2 separate regions of the Homo sapiens genome follow, and region 1 is linked to region 2. A link is a loop called in an ENCODE intact Hi-C map of the cell type or tissue named here. Cell type or tissue: heart left ventricle. All regions are shown on one strand.

Region 1 (5,000 bases), 550 kb after region 2:
CAAGACCATCCTGGCTAACATGGTGAAACCCCGTCTCTACTAAAAATACAAAAAATCAGCTGGGCATGGTGGTGGGTGCCTGTAGTCCCAGCTACTTGGGAGGCTGAGGCAGGAGAATGGTGTGAACCCAGAAGGTGGAGCTTGCAGTGAGCCGAGATCACGCCACTGCACTCCAGCCTGGGCAACAGAGCAAGACTCCGTCTCAAAAAAAAAAAAACAGGTCGGTGCCAAGGCTCATGCCTGTAATCCCAGAACTTGAGGAGGCTGAGGCGGGTGGATCACAAGGTCAGGAAATCGAGACCATCCTGGCTAACACGGTGAAACCCCATCTCTACTAAAAATACAAAAAAATTGGCCGGGCGTGATGGCAGGCGCCTGTAGTCCCAGCTACTCCGGAGGCTAAGGCAGGAGAATGGCAAGAACCACTGCACTGAAATCGCACCACTGCACTCCAGCCTGGGCAACAGAGTGAGACTCCATCTCAAAAAAAAAAAAAAAAAAAAAAAAACAGAGTAACATTCATTAGAAGAACATAGAAGAAAGAAAAAAAAATAGAGTAACAAAGATGTCAAGACATTCTCTATATCCACTAGGCCAGGTGTTTGGAGTAGAAGAAAAATGCATAGTGACTGATACAAGTTACTCATGAGCACCAACCACATGTTCACAAGTGGTACCTTACTTATCACACATTGGTTAATACCAAGTCTAACTTAAGATTCCTTCCCTGGATAAACATCCGATCATTTTTTTATGGATCCAATTCTAGCCCACTATTTTAGCATAACAAAGGTCAAACATGTTAGATATCTTAAACCCAGAGTTATTTACTCTCTGTTTTTAAGACAAAAATGTTTCCTGATAGATTTCAAAGAGATTCCAAAAAGACAGCTTCCTCTAAATTTAAAATAAAGTTCAGGTACGCTTAATTTATTTGCTTCTGTTTCATCTTTGGATTTAATGTTTTCCATCCCAGGTAAAATAAATTCCCCCAGTTGTTAAATGAATTTGATCTTAACTATGCCCAATCTTAATATATGGTATAGATGTATGTTTATATTAGAATGGGCAAAAGGCCAACAAAAACTTCCTGTCTGATTTTTTTCTTAACAAATTGTACACTGCTGCCTACCAAAACTTCTGTTTATTCACATAATGCTGTATCATATTCCCAGGACTTGCTGCTCTGACCCAAGGTGAGAAGAAATGCCTTTGTCCTACAAACATGAGCATTTAGCTTAAGTTCAAACACTGACAAAGAAGACTGAAATTGGATACTTACCAGAATAATCTCCCATATTTAGTTTCTCTAAATTCACAGATGATCATTATCAAACTTTCAAAAATATCATAACTATTCTCAATGACTTTAACATTAAAGTTGGGAAAATGACTAAAATTCAGTTACCTTTAATTTTAAAAATGCAAATTTAACATGAAGACATAAATGTGTCACTATCAGTAATGACACATGTGGTGGACCATTACATTCTGCACCAAAAGTACCAAGAAGGGCTTCAGTAACTCCCAATGTTTGGATGGGGAGCTTAGAACAATAGAGATAAATACCAACATCAAAATGAGAGGGAGGAAACATTATAATTTCTTCATTAAGCAAACAGTAAGGTTAAAACAAAATATGTAACTTAAACTTCAAAGCACAAAAATAATTCTTCAAAATATTCTAAACATTTTCATCCAATAAGTACTCCGTATCAACAATCAGCACCTCACTTGGAAAATCAGTCACAAGTCAGCTGTTAATGCTGTGTGGATGCAACCACAGATCATTACCTACTTAATTGTGTATACATCTAATAGGCTCATACAGCTCTTTTAGAACAAAGGTTTTATAATGGAGTAGATGATAAATACTGAACTGTAGTGCTACCAGGTGCTATACTAATATGAGCAGAATTTATATAGAGAATTTTAGCCTGTATTAATGCTGTAACTAAAATAGAAAAAAATGATTTAAAATCAGGTTTGTAATAATACAGTTAAAAAAGAAATGCAATATTACAAGTTCATATTGTGGCATCTTGCTAAAATCCCATAAGTGATACTAAAAATGTTAAGCTAAATATAGTTTATCTGGTCAATGAATGCAACTGTCAGTTGACCACAGAAGAGAGAAAAGCAATTTACATTGTAAAAATTTAAAGACATCCAATCTAAAATTTAATGTTGACTCTGAAGAATATCAATTAATTTATATTTTCTGTCATTTGAAACTAGAGTGTATGAAAGTAAACCTGTACATACACATACTCTTCTAAATCATTGAACAAAATATGGAGCAAACCAGCAACACTACTCCATCTTCTGGTGACATTTTCCCTCACCTAGATGTATTTCAGTGTAAGTGTTTCTACTGCTGTCACATTTGGAGCATGAGATAGGGTATAAAAGATGATTAGCTTCTTCCTAAATAGCAAACATGAAATTGTCCAAACATGATAGTTTAGAGAGCAAAAATAAGTACGCCTTAAAAAAAATAACAGAACAAACTAAACTTCTCATTACATATTAAATTAGCCCTCAGGTAATCAGCCCCTAACAAACAGCTTAACATCTACAAAAGGCTGCATGACTGGTGTGTGCCTGTTTAAAGCTCTGCTGTAAGCTGAACTGTTGGTCTCAGCTAGGCATCCTCAACATTTCCTTTGAATTTTAGCCAACAGTGCCCTAGGCATGCTCCTAGCACTACTATTAACAAAACAGCTGTAGTTGAAGCAGTAGTCTTTTTGCCTGACAAGGACACCGTAACAGTCATTGTGATGTCTTCTGATTGTGAACACAGGTAGAGATGTACAGCTTGGATACAAAAATTTAATATGAGTGTATTTGAGATTATAATTTTTACTAGTTGTATAGTAAATATGTGACTAAGCTTGCTTTTCTGAAACAAATGCTGCTGAGTCAATACCAGACAGTCCCATGATCAGTTTGGCCAAGTCACAGTGGACAACCCAGAGCTAAAGTATGACATTTTTACTCTTCTTCAGCTCCCTGTACCTTAGTCTCAGCTGTTCCCATATTCAGTCTCTTTAGCTAGACTAACAAAAAAAGAATGGAGACTCAAATAAAACCAGAAATAAAAGAGGAAACATTAGAAGTGATACCACAGAAATACAAAGAATTAAAAAAGACTCCTGTGAACTATTATATGGCAAGAAATTGGATAACTTAGAAGAAATGGATAAATTCCTAGACACATAAAAACTACCAAGATAAAATCATGAAGAAATGGAAAATCTGAATAGACCAATAATGAGTAAGAAAATTAAATCAAGGCCGGGTGCAGTGGCTCACGCCTGTAATCCCAGCACTTTGGGAGGCCGAGGCAGGTGGATCACGACGTCAGCAGTTCAAGACTAGCCTGGCCAACATGGTGAAGCCCAGTCTCTACTAAAAATACAAAAATTAGCTAGGCATGGTGGCACACGCCTGTAATCCCAGCTACTCAGGAGGCTGAGGCAGGAGAATTGCTTGAACCAGGACCCAGGAGGCAGAGGTTTCAGTGAACTGAGATCATGTCACTGCACTTCCAGCCTGGGCTACAAAGGGAAACTCCATCTCAAAAAAAAAAGGAAAGAAACAAAGAAAAAAAAAAAGAAAATTAAATCAATAATTAAAAAGTCTCATCAAAGGAAAGCCCAGGACCTGATGACTTCACTGCTGAATTCAACTAAAATTTAAAGAACTAATACCAATTCTCAAACTCCTCCAAAAAACTGAAGAGGAAGGAATACTACAAACTCATTTTATGAGGCCAACATTACCTGACACCAAAGCCAGACAAGGAGGCTACAAGAAAAGAAAATTACAGGCCAATATTCCTGATGCACAAACATGCAAAACTCCTCAACAAAATACTAACAAGCTTTAAAAGACCATTCACCATGATCAAGTGGTACACCACATTAACAGAATGGAGAACAAAAATCATATAAACAACTCAATAGATGCAGAGAAAGAATTTAACAAAATTCAACATGCTTTCATGATAAAAACCTCTCAACAAATTAGATATAGAAGGAATGTATTTCCTTTTTTTGTTGTTTGTTTGTTTGTTTGTGATGGAGTCTTGCTCTATCACCCAGGCTGGAGTACAGTGGCGCAATTGTAGCTCATTACAACCTCCACCTCCCAGGTTCAAGCAGTTCTCCTTCCTCATACTCCCGAATAGCTGGGATTACAGGCCCACACCACCACACCTGCTAATTTTTGTATTTTATCAGAAACAGGGTTTTGCCATGTTGGCCAGGCTGGTCTCAGACTCCTGACCTCAAGTGATCCACCCACCTCAGCCTCCCAAAGTGCTGGGATTACAGGTGTGAGCCACCGTGCCTAGCAGAAGGAATGTATTTCAACACAATAAAGGCCGTATTTCACAAGCCCATAGTTAGTGTTATGCTCAATAGTGAAAAGTTGCCAAAAATACACAATGTGGAAAAAATAGTCTCTTCAATAAGTGGGGTTGGGAAAATTGAATATCCACATACCAAAAAACAAATTTATTTTTATCCTACATCACAAACAAAATTTAACTCAAAATGGATTAAAGCTGTAAACATAAGCCCTGAAACCATAAAACTACTATAAGAAAACAAAGGGGAAATGCTCTATGACATTAGTTTTCACAATTTTTTTAAATATGATGCCATAAGTACCAGCAACAAAGGCAAAAATAAATAAGTGAAATTATATCAAACTAAAAAGTTTCTGCACAGAAATGGAAATAATCAACAAAATGAAATAGTAACCTATGGAATGAAATAAAATGTTTGCAGACCATACATCCAATAAGAGGTTAGTATTGAAAATCTATAAGGAAGTCATTTAACTCAAAAGCAAAAAAGAAAAGAAAAGAAATGACCCACAAATAACCTAATTAAAAATGAGCAAAATACCTAAATAGACATTTTTTTTTTTTTGAGACCTAAGTCTCGCTCTTGTACCCCAGGCTGGAGTGCAATGGCATGATCTCAGCTCAC
Region 2 (5,000 bases):
TACTACTTAAGCAATAATGGGCCATTATAGAAGGTAAATCAATTAATTCTAAGTTGACATTGTCATAGTCAGGTAAATTGAGGATCTCTCTGAAAATCCATTTTCCTTTATAATCTGACTTGCAATTATTATCAATGTACCCATTATTTACAGCCAGGGACTCTTCTGCTTGGTTAGTGCTTATGTCCTACTAGTTGTTAAATATTTTGAAAATTAGCCCTGCTTGTAATTTATTATATAATTTCAACAATTTTAAGATAAGCCTGATACAAAAACAGGTTCTTCCCTGGTTAGCTAACCTAAGAGTCAAAAGCCAGCACAGTAGTGTTACAGCCGTTCAGAATGCAAGGTATCCTTTGAAATACTTCCACAGAAGACCTCCAAGTAGTTTTCAAAAACCTGGAGCTATTAATATGATTCCCACTATGTTCTTTACCTTCCACTGAAGAAAACAGAGCCTACTGAGAAACAACTCTAGTGTACAGAGAAACCAACCAGCAAAACCAAGTGGAAGTTTCTATTCAGGTCTGACCTCGGTTATCTTAATCATAAACCTGACCCAGTTGAGCCTCGCTGATGGGCTCATAACTTAGTTCCCTCAAGATCTTTCTGACTTTTGTGTAAGCAACACACAAATCAATCCAGCATATCACTTCTGATATCACAGAAAAGTAATTCTTATGAAGAAGGAAATCATTAATTGTCTTTGAATGTGCACCCACCAATAATTCAAGTTATTAAAGACAAAAATCTTCCCTAGTAAATGCTCACTGCCGGTTGTCTGAAATGAGAGAGTTGAAAATGAATACATGAATCAAGGAGGTTTATTTTAAGATTTTCCATATTTTGATCAAATGGTGATGATTACATTACATTTTTTTTCTGTACTTTCCCAACAAAGAATAAGTCATACCATCATGTTCTTCCAGAAAGACTCTTTGCTTGAAACAGTCTTACTGGCACACCATAGTTAGTTATGACTCATGGGTTTTGTTTTTTTCTAAGATAGCTATAAACTTCAAAGATACATTACCTTATAAAAATAATAAATATTGCTTAGAGAATTTCATCTATTTTCTACATAATAATTTTATCTTTGAAACTTAAAATAGATATCATCCAGATTGTGCTTCTGATATGTTTTATGACATGCTGACACTGTCCTCCTAAGATAATATTAGATGATATAAGTTTTATTTTTTTAAAAATTAGCCCAAGGCTTTGTAGGCCAGGTTCTAGAGACACTGGTCAGTTCAAATCTCAACCAGAAGAGCTATGTGACCTTGGAAAAATAACCCACCCATTCTGAACCTTCATTTCCTCTGCTATAAAATCAGGATAATAATAAAATCTATCTCAAAAGGTTGTTAAGACTATCACAGAAGTTTTGAAATACAAAATAATTAGAACAAAGCTGGTGCATAGTAAGTGCTCGCAAATACTAGCTGTTACTTCCATTCTGGATATGTACATCATAATTCCTAACTTAAAATGCTGGTCAAAAATAAAATTTATGCCTCTACTAGTCAGTAAATCCAGCCTCTTCTAAACATAAAATATTTATTTAAAATAAAGTTTCTAGTATGAAATTTGAAATATATAGATTTTTCTTAATACATTTCAGTATCTGCTTTTATAAATTGAATGTAACCATATAGTATTTGACAGACAAATGTGAATCATGTTGTAAACCATATATTTGAAACTTATCTTAAATTTGTTCTGTGTCTAGTTAAACTAATTTAAAAATCAAGGTTGCTGCTTCTTGAGCTCCTTTTGCAGGGCTCCTCAGTGACTGCAGAGGAGAAATAAAAACGCTTAAAATAGCGAAAATAATGTGACAACATTCAGGCAAAGGCAAGGCTACTATGTACAGGAGAGCATGTTGTGCACTACACGGTCCCGCAATGGATTACAATATTAATGCTGACCTCTTAGGGCAAACTGTAGGCACTGGTCATGCCCCATGGATGAATATGAATACATAAACTTAGCTTCAGTTAAAATTATGTCAAATTGTTAACAGAAGGAAAATGAGGTTTAAAGTCCATTGAAAATTATTTTTAGATAAATTTGGATTAAAATCCAATGTGCTAGCAGGCCTCAAAATGTTAAGTGATTTCCTGAGAAACTGTCACAGCCCAGGTATACCCTTCCTTGGCGGAATCGACTGCTACTTTTTCTTTTTTAATTGCTGAATTGTTCAAGTCTTTCCCACAAAAGGCTGATTATTATAGGCCTTGGGCTACAAGTAGAGAAATTACTGGACTAGACCTGGAGCTGTGGATTCTGGCCTAAACACTGTCATTGGCTTGTAATGTAATTTTGTGCAGTTTTCTCATATATAAAACGGAAGTAATAAGCTCAGATCTCAATTAGGAAAAGTACCAAGATACTAGACGTAAACATGCTTTGGAAAACATTGGAGCACATTAACATATATAGCATTATCAAAGTCTTTCCAAATTTCTTATCATATAATACATGGTAAACAACAAAATAGAAGGAAGACTTCCTCTAACCTCTGAAAAGTCAGAAACTTTTCCTAGGTGCCTTTGGTATTTTCTAATCTTACTCTGAGTATTGTTTCCCTGAAAAGATCCATTTTATTCTGACTCAGGTACAATATAAGACAGGAAAATGGATGTTATATACATAGATCATCAATAGAGAATAGGAAGAAAAAGATAACGATTATTTTGTGGTATCATTGTATCATGACTCTGAATAATATCTATCAATTACTGATTACTCACTATGTACCAAGCCCAGTAGGCACTATAGAAATGTATAATATCTTATTCTCACAATCACCCTATGATGTAGGTGATAAAATACATTCCAAATGACAATGCCAATTCAGTAAAATTAATCATCTTGCATGACAGTATGCATCTAAGAAGTCGAGGGAGACAGAATTCAGGCACTTATCTGTTTGGCTCCAAAGCCTACATTAATTCCAGTTTTCCTCATTGCCTCTCATAACAGCTGGCACAGAGTAGACACTCAATAAATGTTGGATGAATGGATATATGGATAGACACACGACTGCATGACTTCTGGGAATTAGAATTTATAAGAGCAAGACTGAGGCCACCTATCTAGACTGTCACAAACTGGAGATCAGCCTCCATTGTTCTTCCTCTTCTGTAATTTGAAAACCCTAGGTTACAAGAGTTTCTTCATTGATGGTATAAACATTACCCATTCTCCTAGTATTTCTGCCTTCACAGATGAGGGATTTCAAATTCTTGGAGCCCATTGTGTCTCACCTTCATCACCAAGATCTGACTGGGGGGTATCTTTCTCTAGTGACGCTACAACATGGCATTTGGAAATTTGCTTAGGCAAAATTTAGTCATTCTGGTCATGGAGTAGTGCTCTGCCAGAAAGGGGTGCTCAAATCTAACTTGCAGAGCCTTTAAGGGAATTCTGCAGAAGCTGACAAAAATATTAAGACCCTAGAGCTATGGCATTTGGTTTTGTTCTTGTGCATTTTGCAAAGGTACCTGACCACCCAAGGAAGAAGAACCTTTTTGCTTGTTAGCCTTCATATTTCCTACATGTGGGGGCTGCATCTGCCCAAAGAGTTCCTCTTTTTCTAATTAACACAAAGGTGATGGATAGGCCAGTGGCTGTCTTGTGCAAATCTAGGATGCGTTTCAATAAGCCAGACCCAGCAAATGATTCTCAAGCTTAGTAAGGTTTGAAAACCACTGGTAAGAGTTTTGGGAGCAGAGGGGATTCTTCCCAAGGGAAGTGGGAGTAAATTGAGCCTTAATGAGTAGGCATTGCTTGCTATCTTGTTAATGTATTGACCCTGTAAAACCAACTGATATCCAGAGTTAACTGGCTTGCAGAGCTTGGGCTGAGAATCTTTGCAAGTTATTGTCATCCAGGCAATAAACAATAATTACATTATTTCTACTCCTTAGCAAGGAGGAGGCAAGCTTTGCAGGCAGCTAGTAAGAGTTGTCAGTTCCCTCCAGTGAAATGTTCTCTGCAAAAAGTCAATAGTCAAAAGGCATAATGCTGTCATTTCAGAGTGAAATTAATTCCTCTTATTATTTTTACCTGTTGCTCTGTTTTCCTGCAGAGTAAATCTCAGTATTCTGACTGTGTTTAAAAGCATCTGTATTTTTCCAAAGTGGTTGCTTAACTGATTTCAACTGAATTTGGCAAATCACACTCTAAGAGGAGCCAGAAAACTGATGCAGTGACAGGCTCAACAGTAACCAATATTCCGTTTAATCCTAACCCTTAGGAGATCTGGCAAGGGCCTCATCCTCCTACGGGACAAAAAGAGTTTAGAAGCTTTTTGGGGAAATTATGTAGTAAGTGCACAGCAAAAAGAATGCCTAATGGCTTTGCTTTGGGGAAAGAAAACTAGTGGTAATAAAACCATGGAATGTAGAAGATAATTCAAAAGGGAAAAGTGGACAAACAGCCATAATGCTACCTAGCTCTGTCTAAATTGAATTCATGACATGTATCTATCACACATTTCCTGACAAACCATCTCCTGATGGGAAATAGAGAATAAACAGGTTATGTGAAGTCTTTAGTATAATGTTTTCTTTCTTGGTCAATAGGACCAACTTTATCAAAGATATCTCCCACAGTCTGGCTTCACCAAGTAAATCAAAAGAAGTGAGATGTAATCTTTTATTATCATTTTTTCCTAAATTTACTATTTGCTCATTTATTAAATTGAAAGAATACATTTATTCCACAGTAGAAATGAGAGACAAGTAAAAAATACTTTAGAAGAAATATATCCAGAATATGTGTGTGTATATATATACATATATATATATATATATATGCATATATATATATGCATATATATATATGCATATATATATATGCATATATATATATGTTTGATCCTGAAGGAAGATTACAAAGTTTTCTTGTACTCTTGGGCATAGTGGGAAGGACATTAGAATAGGGTAAAGAGTCCTGGGTCCCAGTCCCAGCACTGGTGCTTACCAGAGCTG

The links. Peaks named below come from ENCODE experiments on the same cell type or tissue, not always from the same donor. Only the 100,000 strongest peaks of a DNase experiment are listed, where the experiment ranks them.
Region 1: it touches region 2 in a loop (3-fold over the local background); 4 of 110 quality-filtered maps call a loop at or near these places.

Annotation. Positions count from the first base shown.
Region 1 is chr10:67,503,953-67,508,952 of GRCh38, forward strand. The region is part of intron 5 of CTNNA3 (catenin alpha 3); the gene reads right to left. Among named protein-coding and RNA genes, the nearest start is that of MIR7151, 100 kb to the left of the region's middle. In heart left ventricle, a CTCF peak has its summit at 2,336; no DNase peak of the experiment used is centred here.
Region 2 is chr10:66,952,589-66,957,588 of GRCh38, forward strand. The region is part of intron 7 of CTNNA3 (catenin alpha 3); the gene reads right to left. The region is part of intron 2 of LRRTM3 (leucine rich repeat transmembrane neuronal 3); the gene reads left to right. The region is part of intron 3 of LOC101928961 (a long non-coding RNA gene); the gene reads right to left. Among named protein-coding and RNA genes, the nearest start is that of LRRTM3, 29 kb to the left of the region's middle. In heart left ventricle, no CTCF peak of the experiment used is centred here; no DNase peak of the experiment used is centred here.